3 separate regions of the Homo sapiens genome follow, and all the other regions are linked to region 2. The links are chromatin contacts, found by Hi-C or POLR2A ChIA-PET in ENCODE. All regions are on one chromosome and are shown on one strand. Each heading gives the region's core, a stretch centred on a gene start or an enhancer-like site at or near the end of the contact. The rest is flanking DNA. Distances are from core to core; before and after follow the strand shown. Region 1 holds the start of CDPF1 (cysteine rich DPF motif domain containing 1). Region 2 holds the start of TBC1D22A-DT (TBC1D22A divergent transcript). Region 3 overlaps LINC00899 (long intergenic non-protein coding RNA 899).

Evidence for each region. Hi-C counts contacts between places; a loop is a spot of excess contacts on that map. ChIA-PET counts read pairs that join two places held with the same protein, here RNA polymerase II (POLR2A). Pooled maps may share reads with other maps.
Region 1: a loop to region 2 is called in a pooled map, with 8 times the contacts of the local background. The contact joins the promoter of CDPF1 here to the promoter of TBC1D22A-DT in region 2. A Hi-C loop is called at or near these places in 1 of 37 single-sample maps with no recorded cell type and 6 of 50 pooled maps. POLR2A ChIA-PET finds 5 or more read pairs at or near these places in 1 of 52 experiments (B cell).
Region 3: a loop to region 2 is called in a map with no recorded cell type, with 4 times the contacts of the local background. The contact joins the enhancer-like site here to the promoter of TBC1D22A-DT in region 2. A Hi-C loop is called at or near these places in 1 of 168 maps with a recorded cell type or tissue (CD4-positive, alpha-beta memory T cell), 7 of 37 single-sample maps with no recorded cell type and 8 of 50 pooled maps. POLR2A ChIA-PET finds 5 or more read pairs at or near these places in 5 of 52 experiments (CD4-positive, alpha-beta T cell, GM10248, GM12878 and 2 more).

What each region holds. Positions count from the first base shown.
Region 1 is chr22:46,248,406-46,252,385 of GRCh38, reverse strand. CDPF1 (cysteine rich DPF motif domain containing 1) reads left to right here and starts at 2,093. Exons shown (of 4, transcript NM_207327.5): 1 at 2,093-2,130. RefSeq lists silencers at 1,905-2,234, 2,345-2,514 and an enhancer at 1,803-2,310.
Region 2 is chr22:46,761,278-46,765,420 of GRCh38, reverse strand. It overlaps TBC1D22A-DT (TBC1D22A divergent transcript), which reads left to right and starts at 2,893. Exons shown (of 1, transcript NR_186691.1): 1 at 2,893-3,510. TBC1D22A (TBC1 domain family member 22A) reads right to left here and starts at 2,771. Exons shown (of 13, transcript NM_014346.5): 1 at 2,573-2,771. The coding sequence starts at 2,634. RefSeq lists enhancers at 1,054-1,103, 1,124-1,203, 2,244-2,323, 3,024-3,153, 2,890-3,724 and 1 more and a silencer at 2,064-2,123.
Region 3 is chr22:46,039,534-46,043,519 of GRCh38, reverse strand. It overlaps LINC00899 (long intergenic non-protein coding RNA 899), which reads left to right. Exons shown (of 4, transcript NR_027036.1): 3 at 880-946; 4 at 2,468-3,613. LOC124905136 (a long non-coding RNA gene) reads right to left here. Exons shown (of 2, transcript XR_007068137.1): 2 at 3,083-3,986. Among named protein-coding and RNA genes, the nearest start is that of LINC00899, 3.3 kb to the left of the region's middle. Within about 2 kb of position 2,664, at least 6 of the 41 ENCODE cell types and tissues checked have a DNase peak (open chromatin) inside an H3K27ac peak, as active enhancers do.

The sequences.
Region 1 (3,980 bases), core at 844-3,343, 510 kb after region 2:
TCCTGAGTCAGTATACTTTCAGATAGTTTTTAGTTATTTCAATTGGGAGAAACTTGACTCTGCTGAGTGGTAACGAATTATGAATAAATTCTTAAAGCGTTATATGTAGAACTGAATCATGACTGTTGATATCATGTTTAAACAGTGTAGAAAGGGTGCATATGAAAAATTATGATTGCAGAAAATATTACACAATATTTTCATTATATAAAATAATGTTATTATTTCACCATTATCATCGTTTCTTACATTTAGATCCATACAGGATTTCTTACGTTTTTCTTTTACGTTGTTGGGGTATTACCAAGAAAACTGAAAACTGCGGTAGATTACTCACTTTGTTTGAATCTCTCTCTTCAGTACAATCTACACCTTGATCTACCATCGCCGGAAAATTGTCTCTATAGAAGTTAGTTTCAGAATCATTCATCCATAAATCTTTTTCTTCAGACTCCAGCAAATGCTTCTAGTTCCGATTTTCTTACATTGTACTTTAATGTCATTTTAGTGCTTATTTCATATGCAGTTGCTTTTTGGAAACCATTTTCTCCTAAAACTTTATGCAATATTTTAAATCCTTTTGGATTCTTTAAAACGTTTTCTAATTGTAATAACTGGACAGCTCAAATACAAAATTAACTCTATTTTCTGCCAAAGACCACGATTTGCTCTTTGAATGCTGCCTATTATTTCACTTAACTCTTTTAACGCATCTCATGTGTTAACCTGTCTACAATAAGTCAAATTGCTTTAACAGCACTCATGGGGTTACCATCATTGTATCTGAGGGTAGCCACAGGTCAAATTCAAAATGCTTCAAGATGTTCCATCTTTAGACACCGCCAGAAACAAACAAACAACCCAGTATGTCATCTTTGAAATGATCCAACGAATCGAATGCCGTTGCTCTAAGTACAGTGGAGGTCATCGAAATCCAGCTGCTTGCTAATCGCTTGCTAATTTCTGGGGCCCCTCTTGCCCAGGTCTAAGAGTGGTTCTGGTTTCCATTAGTGCTAAAATGCCTTCTATATCCTTACTTCTCAATTCGCCAAAGGAGCAAGTCCCAGACCCCAGCCTGCTGCAACTGGGCAACATTCCTACAGATGTGGCTTGACAAACCAAGAATAAATTCTGGTCTCTCAGGAACAGAGACGAAGCACCCCTCGGCCTAGGGAAAGGTCACAGAGGGCCCCGTAACGCAACAGCATGTGAAAGGCTGCCGGCTGGTGGCACAGGCAGACCTTCTCCCGCGTGGAGCAAAACCCTCAAATCTTTGGGGGAAGGAGGGTGGCCATCCTGTCGTCCCCAAAGCACAGGTGAAGGCCCGCGGCGGCTGGGGCGAGGGACTCGAGCTGGGAGGATCGGGGCCCACAGGCAAAGCCAGGCCGGCTTCAGAGTCCGGGCCCCTGACCCCAAGGAAAGGTGCCTCTCACACACCGGAGGCTCCAGGAGTGGGGCGGGCATTTCGGGTCCAGGGCACGGCGTGTCAGAGGCCACGGGCGGGAACAGAAGGAAGCAGGTGTGGCTGGTGCCTGGGGGCGAGGGGCAGCGGAGAGGCCCGGGAGGCTAAAGGAGAACGCGGCGCAGACCCGAGGGGCGCCGCAGGCGACGTGGGCTTTGGAGGAGCAGGGACAGGTCCTGAGACCCCGTTGGGCCGACACACCCCCTCCTGCATGCGGGGGCAGACGTCCCGGTGGGGTAGACTGGCAGCCTAGTCCGCGGCGCGGGAGGGCAGGTGGGAGACTGGAGGCGCCCTCGCGCCCCTCAGCTATCCGGGAGCCTCGCGCCGGCGACCTCGACCCTGTCGAACCCGGCGGAACACTCAGAAAGAAGCTGAGCGCCTCGCAGCGGCCAGGACAGCGGGCCAGGCCCGCGCGCTCCCGCAGCGCACGGCCAGACGCGACGCCCCTCAGCACGGAACCCAGCCTCGCGGACTACCCCGAAGCTCAGAGCCACATCCCGCGCAGAGGACCGCGGCGACCGGAAAAGCAAGGCAGAGGCGGAAAACCACCGCGAGGTCCCGCCTCCCGCTCCGCGCCTGCGTCTGCGGCTGCACCGGGGTTGGCCGGGCCGCGGTGGGGCGGGGCCGCTCAGGCGCCTTGGACGCGGAGCCGTGGGACGAGGGCGGCGGTGAGTTCGAGGTGGCAGAGTGACTGGGGCGAGCGTGCTGTGGCCCTTCCCTGCGCTGCCTCAGGGTGCCTCCCGCTCGCCGGGACTGAGTTCCGCGCCGGCGTGGCCTGCTGGGTTCCAAGCGCCAGGAGTCGGCGCAGCCGCTCTCAGCTTTGGGGACGGGACCGAGAAGCGGGGTGTGGGCCTCACGGGACTGTCCCCCCTGACCTCGGGCAGCGCTGGGGCGAGAGAGGGCAGGCGGAGGCTCGCGGGGACCACCAGCATCCCCGGACCCTCTCAGCCGTCCCTGTTCACAGGCACCGCCCCCAGGAGCCTCGGCAGGGGCCTAGGACGCCCCGGCGTGCAGAAGAGAAGCGGGATCAGGTTCACGCACACCCGCGATCGATCGTAACTTTTGTTTTGAGACAGAGTCTCGCTCTGTCGCCCAGGCTGGAATGCAGTGGCGCGATCTCGGCTCACCGCAACCTCCGCCCCCCCAGCCCCCGCTCCCCAACCCCCCGCTCAAGCGATTCTCCTACCTCAGTCTCCTGAGTAGATGAGATTAGAGGCGCCCGCCCCCACGCCCGGCTAATATTTTATTTTATTTAATTTTAATTTTTATTTTTTTGAGAAGGAGTCTCGCCCTGTCGCCCAGGCTGGAGTACAGTGGCACAATCTCGGCTCACTGCAATCTCCGCCTCCTAGGTTCAAGTGATTCCCCTGCCTCAGCTTCCTAAGTAGCTGGGATTACAGGCACCCGCCACTATGCTCGGCTAATTTTTGTACTTTTAGTAGAGATGGGGTTTCGCCATGTTGGCTAGGTTGGTCTTGAACTCCTGACCTCAGGTAATCCGCCCGCCTCTGGCTACCAGAGTGCTGGGATTACAGGTATGAGCAACCACACCGGGCCAGACTTAACTTTTAAAGTCACTGGTAACCCATGCTTCCTGGAGTTGCATCTGGGGACACCCAGTGGGGAAAGCCATCGCATTTGATACGCCTTTATACACCACGCTCAGTTCAGGCGAGGGGAGGTCACAGCCAAGAGCTAGGGGCCAGCTGATAATGTCGTACTTGATTCCATAGTCAAAGAAGGAGCTGGGTAATCAGCAAAATTGTAACTTTTGATGAACCCATCAGATGGCAGCCATTTAGCCAGAAATCTAAGGAAAGAGAGGCCTCCAAGACCCAACCATGAACATGAGAAGGGGGTTCCATACAAGCAGATAAGAAAACAGTTTTTTTGTTTGTTTGTTTTTTGAGATGGAGTCTCGCTGTCTCCCAGGCTGGAGTGCAGTGACGCGATCTCGGCTCACTGCAAGCTCCGTCTCCTGGGTTCACGCCATTCTCCTGCCTCAGACTCCCATGTAGCTGAGACTATAGGCGCCCGCCACCACGCCTGGCTAATTTTTTGTATTTTTAGTAGAGGCGGGGTTTCACCATGTTAGCTAGATGGTCTCGATCTCCTGACCTCGTGATCCGCCTGCCTTGGCCTCCCAAAGTGCTGGGATTACAGGCATGAGCCACTGCGCCTGGCCAAGAAAACAGTTCTAATGTCCACACCACGTGTGGACTAATGTGAGGGCATAGAGCTTCTAGGAGCAGCAGAAACAGGAGATTTTGCACCCACTCTGGGCCCTTCTCCACCAGCGTTCACTGGGGGCTTGTGGTAAAGAATGGGGCAGAGCAGGAGACCGGAACGCTTTTACCGTGGTGCAGACCTGGAAGAAGAGATGGGTGCTCTGGCTTGATCCTGTCTGGATCCTTCTCTCTAGCAGTACAAAAACCTTAAACCATTGGAATATGGACAGCAAATCCTGTCACTCTGGGCACCGGTGAAAACCTGTTTCAGCTGGGGATAGAGAAAAGGG
Region 2 (4,143 bases), core at 1,644-4,143:
AAGAGCTGCCAAAGCCACAGGAACCTGGCTAGGATCTCCACTAGCACTGTGCTTGCATAGGTGTGGACTAAATAAATACGCAGCTAGTGACCAATCACCACTACTGATAGGAAAACGGGCACCCCTCTGTGACTCCTCCTTCAGGGAAGAGTTCCAGCCTGCCACCTGAAAGAGCAGCACTGCCAGAGGCTTGAGCCACAAGACGGATGGGAGACACAGAGGCTTCACAGGCCTTCCTGGTGCACCCAACCTCTCCTTCTTCTTCTGCCCTCTTCAGTGACAGCCTCGAACTCTCCAAGACTCCAACTTCACAAAGGTAATACAGAAGCTGCTCTCAAAAGTGCCTAAGACACAGAATAGCATCAAAGTCAGAGGAAAAGGAAAGCTGGTGTTCGGTATTTCAGGTTCACACAGAAGAAAGCTGGAGACTGTATTAGTCTCCTGTGGCTGCCATAACAAATTACCACCAACTGAATGGCTTAACACAACAGACACTTATTCTCTCTCAGTTTTAAACGCCAAAAACCCAAAATCAAGTGGTCATCTGCAGGGCCATGCTCTCTGTCAAGTCTCTAGGTGAGCATCCTTCCTTGCCTCTTCTAGCTTCTGGTGGCTGCCAGCAACCCCTGGCTTTCCTTGGCTTGTAAATGTACTATTCCAATCTCTGTTTCTGTCTCCATAGGGCCATTTCCCTGTGTGTGTCTCTCTGTATTCAAATTTCCCTCTTTTTATAAAAATACTAGTTGACGAACTAAGGCCCACCCTCATCCAGTATGACCTCATTTTACCTTGATTACTTGTGCAAAAACCCTATTTCCAAATGTCACATCCATAGTTTCCAGATGGACATAAATTCAACTCAGTATAAGGACAAATTACCAAGAGCCACAGCCTTCAATCCAAAGGTTGAGTCACTGCTGTAACTCCACACAGCAGCTCTGTTATTCTTACATCTAAGCTGATTAAGAATTAGAGTTTAGACTGATGAGGAACCAAAACCTTAAGACCTAAAAGTAACACATAAAAGTTACACTGTCATGTGGCTCCTCTTCCCTGGACTCTTATGTTCTACAGCATTTGTTCCTGTCACTACCAGGACCTCCTACCCACCACCATTCCAGAATCTTCACTCACCTTGGACCCTGACACTGGTTTTGTTGAAAGGTCTTACTGTTCTCGAATCAAGCACGGTCCTGTGGAGTCGAATAGGGTCTCCGGCCACCTTTGATGACTCCCTTCATTCTCAAAGCCACTGTCTGAGCTGTCAGTAACTCACGCTGCTAACCCCCAGATCACTCTTAAAAGTAAACTTTCCTTTTTTTTTTTGAGACAGAGTTTCGCTCTTATTGCCCAGGATGGAGTGCAATGGAACGATCTCGGCTCACTGCAACCTCCACCTCCCAGGTTCAAGTGATTCTCCTGCCTCAGCCTCCCAAGTAGCCAGGATTACAGGCATGTGCCACCATGCCCAGCTAATTTTGTATTTTTAGTAGAGACTAGGTTTCTCCATGTTGGTGAGGCTGGTCTCAAACTCCTGACCTCAGGTGATCTGTCCACCTCGACCTCCCAAAGTGCTGGGATTACAGGCGTGAGCCGCCACACCTGGCCAAAAGTAAACTTTTCTAACTGGATGCAGTAAATTCCAAAGTTTATCATTCAAACACTCAAACAATAATATTTATTATGAAACAGGAGTACAAACCATTTTACTGTGTTTATGAATGATTCTACTCAGACTTATCTTCGTAACACAATTCATAATTTTCAGCATTCCAGACTTCAGCTTTGGAACAGAACTATGTTCTGAAATCTTGACGTTTGCTTATCTCTGATCTGTTTTCACCAGTGGCTGATTTTATCCTAGGTACCCTCCACGTAATGTCTCATTCCCTAGGGCCCTGGCATAGCTCAGCGCCACAGCAATCAGACAAGGACTCTGGAGCTCTGGAGCTGTATAGCATCTAGGGTGTACCCAGGTCATTCCAGCCGAAGAAAAAAAAAAAAAAAAAAAAAAAAAAAAAAAAAACTTCCTGCTAACACAACATAGGAGGTGGTTTTGACACCAGCAAGCAGAAACATGGAAACTCACAGGGAAACTCTAGTCCTCTTCTATGCTCAAGGCAAGAGCCGCAGCCCTCAAGAGACCACAGGCAAATCAAGTGGGTCAAAAACACCACACCCCCTGCAGAAACTGATCCACCCAGCAGACGGGGGGCCTCAGCCCGGCCAGCTTCCGGACTCCACCAAACTTCACAGCATGACCCGAATCAGTTCCTTCCAGCCTCCCCAAGGAGCCCAGGAGTTTCTCGGAAAGAAGCCTGCCAGTGTCAGGAAAAACGCCAATAGCTCCTCCTCGTCCTTGCAAGCCTCGATCCTACGTGCAGCCACTGTCACCCCCAGACCCCACGCTCCGACCTCCGAGCCCCCCAACGCCCGTCACACCATCCAGCAGTCTCCTCAGAGTCCAAGTTGCCCTCTCCAGACCCCCGACTCCACCCGCAGCCCAGGAGGCCAACGCGGCCACCTGACCTCTGACCCCTGACCCCGACCTGGCCCTCCGCGGCACACCCACCTGCCCGGGAGCTTGCTGTTGCTGCGCTTCCAGAATTGCTTCCTGGCCCCGTCGCTGGCCATGGCCCCTCCTCATCCCTCAGACCCGCGGCCCAGACACCCCGAGTGCACCCGGCCCTCCCCTAGCGGCCCTTTCCTGTGCCCCGGGTGGCCCCTCACTGCTCCCGGGACTCCAGAGCCTAGAGCCGAGAAGCTCTTCCGCCTCCTTCCGGAAGTTGTGCCTACGCGCGCCCGGAAGTCCCGCCTAAGTCCCTGGTGGCGAGTGACGCAGCACTCCGAGCGCCCGTCGTTATTAAAGGGCGACGCCGCGCAACGCACGTTACACGCATCGCGGAGGGAGCGGAGGTGGTTGGGTTTCTGAGTTTGAGTCTGTCGCTCCTGGCTCTCCCGACACAACAGCGGCGCCCACCTGCCCGCAACGGACTCCCAGGAGCCTCGAGCTCCTCATTTCCAAAGCTGAACTGCCCCGTGTCTGATTCCGATTTCTCTTGAGCGCGTTTCGGAGCCGGCCCAGAACAGAGGGAAGCCAGACACACCATACCCGGCCCAACAGTGGCAGGGCGGCTGCGGGTGCTGGTCAAGCTGGGTCACCCGGCACTGAGTGACGATCAGCAAATACTCAGTGGACGAAATATTTGCAGTGCAGTGAGGTGAGGGGCATAACCGCGGAGCGTATTCGAAGAGATGAGAGAGACTGGGGATTAGGCCAGGCTTGAAGGGAAGAATGGTTTGAGCACCGAGGACAAGAATTAATTCCCCAGGCCTGGGTTCCAGCCTTGTGCGGCTATCACGTGCTTGAAACCTGGCTAGTCCGGAGTGAGATGCGCTTTACGTGTAAAATACAGGATTCCAAAGACGTCGTATAAAATAATTTGTATATTGTTTGCATGTTAGGTAACATTTTTAATGTATTGGATTAAATAAAATGCATTAAAATTATTTTTACATTCCTTTTACTCTTTTTAAAATTATTTTTACCTTTTTTATTCTTTTTTTCCGGGGGGGACTGGGGGTGGGTGTCTTGCTATGTTGCCCAGGCTAGTCTCGAACTCCTGCCCTCTAGTGATCCTCCTGCCTCACCCTCCCCAGTAGTTGGAACTGCAGGTGCACACGTTATGACTAGATCTTTTTACTGTGTGTGTGTGTGTGTGTGTGTGTGTGTGCAGAAAATCACTAAAAAAACCGTGTCTGGTTTGCATTACATTTCTGTGCTTCTTAGACCAAAGATTGAATGCTCAGGGACTGTCATTTCAGACTGGAGCTTTAGTGTATTTGGAGCTCCTGCCAGTTCTCTTTTAAAACAAAAATCTAAGACATATTTTCTGATTAAGAATTTCCCTGGAGGCTGAGGCAGGAGAATAGCGTGAACCCGTGAGGCAGAGCTTGCAGTGAGCCCAGATCGTGCCACTGCACTCCAGGCTGGGCGACAGAGCGAAACTCCGTCTCAAAAATAATAACAATTTCCCATGCCTCTTCATTTACTGGTAAGTAACATTGACTTAGTACTTACTATGTGCAAGGCGTCCTACTCTCCTAGAATCCTCTCCTAGTAGGGCTCAGAAGGCCCCAGGG
Region 3 (3,986 bases), core at 1,415-3,914, 720 kb after region 2:
GGAGCCCTTGTTTTCAGAGCTACAGATGCTTGTCAGCTGACAGTTCGTTTCCAGCATCCACAGTGGACCTCCTTTGGGGGAGCATTTACCTGCCAATGAACCCCAAGATCCTTTCTCAGAGGCGGCGGGATGAAGTTTTCCTTTTTTTTTTTTTTAGTTAATATATTTTATTTAAACCAATATATCCAAAATATTATCAGTTCAACATACGATCAAGATAAAGATTAATGAGATACTTTACATTTTCATACTAAATCTTTTTTTAAATTTTTGTGAGTACATAGTAGGTATAAACATTTAGGGATGAAGTTTCTTACTGTGTTTTCCCAGTAACAAGCACTGGCATCAGCTGTCATGATTTCTCCCCAAGGCCTAGGATGGTCAGCCTCGCACGCTCCACAGCAGAGTGACTGAAGCTCTATCGAGGTGTGGCACGAGCGTGTTGTCATTTCAAGAGAATCTGCAGCCTCCCTGGTTTTTAATGAAAGCTCCTATGCAGGGCCTGGCCCTTTCCTGGGGAGGGAAGGCTGGCTGTGTCTCCCGCTGCATCCTCACTGGGAACTTCATTCCTGAGCTGCGACCGCTATTTTTTGGATTGGAAAATGCCTTGGGAACGGCTCATCTTCCTGCGGCTTGAGCCCATTTGTTTTCTGACTGGTGGTCACTGGTGATTAGAGTGTGTCCCAAAGGGAACCGTCACCTTAGTTCTATCATACACTATCAATAACTTGTCCAGGGCTGACTTTGTGGCTGTGTGGCTTGCCCAGTGGTAGAGGGCCGGTGTGCAGAAGGGCCCCACACTCAATGTTTGGCTGTCCCCGGTCTTAAAATTCTTAGTCATTCTTGAACAAGGGAACCCATATTTTCATTTTGTTCTAGGCTCTGAGAGTTACATAATTGATTCTGACTTTGGCTGTTGGTCAACAGTGTCATAAGGTAAAATAAGGTAAAAATCTATGATTTTTATATTTCTTTTTTTCTTTCTTTCTTTTTCCTTTTTTTTTTTTTTTTTTTTTTTGAGACACAGTCTTGCTCTGTCACCAGGGTGGAGTGCAGTGGCGCAGTGGTGCGATCTTGGCTCACTGCAACCTCCGCCTCCCGAGTTCAAGCGATTCTCCTGCCTCAGCCTCCTGAGTAGCTGGGACTACAGGTGCGCACCATCATGCCCAGCTAATTTTTGTATTTTTAGTAGAGACGGGATTTCACCATGTTGGCCAGGGTGGTGGTCTCGATCTCCTGAACTTGTGATCCGCCCACCTCGGCCTCCCAAAGTGCTGGGATTACAGGCGTGAGCCAACGTGCCCAGCTGATTTTTATATTTCTTTTACTAAATTCTGTTTACAGAAATAATTCCAGATTCTATGTAAGATACAAATATTTTAACTGAAGATCATTGTATTTAGGGAAAATGTTCACCTTTAAGAGACAGGGGCTGGGCGTTGTGGCTCACGCCTGTAATCCCAGCACTTTGGGAGGCCGAGGCTGGTGGATCGCACGAGCCCAGGAATTCCAGACCAGCCTGGGCAACACGGCGAAACCCTGTCTATGCAAAATATACAAAAATTAGCCAAGCATGGGGGTGTGCACCTGTAACTCCCAGCTACTCCAGAGGCTGAGGTGGGAAGACTGCTCAAGCCCGGGAGGTCAAAGCTGCAGTGAGAGACCTTGTCTTAAATACAAACAGGCAGGAAGTCGTTATAAGCATAATACAATCCTGGATGTTGGAATCATCCCTGTCCAGCCTTGGCTCTGCCACGTGGGTGCTGAATGCTGCCTCAGGGACCCTGGTGCCCAGCTCCCACCTGCAGGGTGTTCTGAGGAGCCAGCACGCTGGGAGGGCCTAGCAGGAGATGTGGCATGAACCAGGTATTCGATAAATAAAAAGTGCCTTTGATTGTCACGTTTATCATTTGACATGTAGGCACAGGTGCAGTTTGATTATTTTTAATGTAAGTCTATTTTATCTCTTCCCGTTATAAAAGCAATACACACTGTGATAGACGGTTTGGAGAATTCAGGAAAGAAAAAGAAAAAGAAAAAAAATTCCTCCTAGGCCCTCTGCTCCAGAGCCTCCAGCCGTCACATGACAGTGTATTTCTTTACAATTACAGAAATAGATACGTGACTGTTACATTTTGAAACTTTTTCTTTTACCTTGACTTATTTTTAAATAGAAACACTAGTGAGGCCCCACAGAACTGAGCAGAACTAATGGCCCCCCATGTGGTGGAATAGTTCTGAGCTGGCCCCACTTTGGATGCAGCCTTCCCCGGCAAGTCTAAACCCAGTCTCTGTGGCTGCCTGTTCACAGGGACCGTGGACTGTGATGTTTACAGTACGAAAGCACTGGGAGAGAACGCTACATCACAAAGTGTCCTTAACCTGCTGCCGCCTCAGCTTTCCCATTTGTGACTTGGTTAAAAAAAATTTTTTTGACAGTTTTAAGCTCTTATTTTAATTTCCACAGGCTGTTGTAGAATCTGCTCAGCCAGGGAGGGGAAAGGAGTCGGCAATCAGGTCTCCTCCTGGGCACCTTTGTGAGGCCAGCTGGCGAGAGTGGGGGGTGACACTGAGGTCCCAGCAGCTCCAAATGCAGGCAGAGCCCTGTCCTCAGAGAAGGTCACAGCCTAGCCAAGCCCAGCCAGGTGGATGGGCCCACGGAACGCACAGGAACCTGGAACGGAGGTTGAAAGCAGGAAGCACAGTCTGTGACTCCCCAGCCCACTCTGCATTCGACCACTTGGGGCCCAGAAGCTTCAGGAAAGGTGCACAAGGTCACTGGGTCCCAGTACTCCCAACAGGAAGGTCTGGTCCAGGGACAGGGCTCTTCCCGACTCCCCTTAGCCACACGCACCAGAAGTTCTGCAGTGCCCAGTGGGCATAGCAGTCCCCAAGAATGACCCAGCACTGAAGCTGAGCCAAAGAACTTGGGGAGCGAGCCACACCCCCTCACTCCCTCTTCGCCTGCTCCAGACTTGCCAGGCGGTTGCTTTTCGTGGGAACCGGGATGTCCTCACCACCCTGTCCAGGGCCCAGCCCCATGTCCCTGGCCTGCTACAGCTGGAAAAAAAAAAGAGAGATGTTTGTTTTTATTTGTTTATAAAAAGAAAAGTGTTATATATATAACATATTATACCTCATGAATACATACAATTATTTGTCAATTAACAATAAAGAAAAATACAGCAAGCAAAAAAGACTCTCTTCCACAAAAATAGTGTTCATTACAGAAAAGTACAAAAAAAAAAAAAAAAAACTAAGAGGATATTTAGAATTAAGAAAAAACTAAGAGGGTATTTAGAATTAAAAAATAAAAAGAAAACAATTACCCATGAGGTAATTACTGAATGCATTTGGTTGAAAGTCCTTCTGCTATATTTTCCAAACTGTATGTGTATATATGTGCGCATGCATATATGTGTTTGTGTGTGTGTACACATATCTATATGAATGGACCATATCGTAAGTTATAAATGCATACATATATTCATGTATATATAATCATTAGATCATACTATAGGTTATTTTACAGTCTTTTTGTTGAATACGTTGTGAGCATTTTATGTCATTATTTTCTACAAGATTTGAAAAATAAAGTATAAATACCAGTTAATTTTTGAAATCAACCTTATTAAGGAATAAGTTCCATGCAGCAAAATCCCTTTCACCTCTACTGTTCGATGAGTTTTGACAATGTATGCAACCGTGACATGTATCACCACGATCAAGAAAGAAAACATCACCACAAAATGTTCCCTAGAGCCCCTTGCAGGCAGTCTCTGACTTCCTGGCAGCCAGCAATCTGAATCCAACCACCGTAGATCAGTTTCAATTTATTAAAAAAAAATTTTAACTCATGGAGTATGAACTCTTGCTCGGGATCCTGCTATCTATGTTGTTGAGTTTATCAATAGCCCATTCCTTTTTACTGCTACGTGATATTTTATCATATGCCTATTGACATTTGTTTACCCACTCACATACTG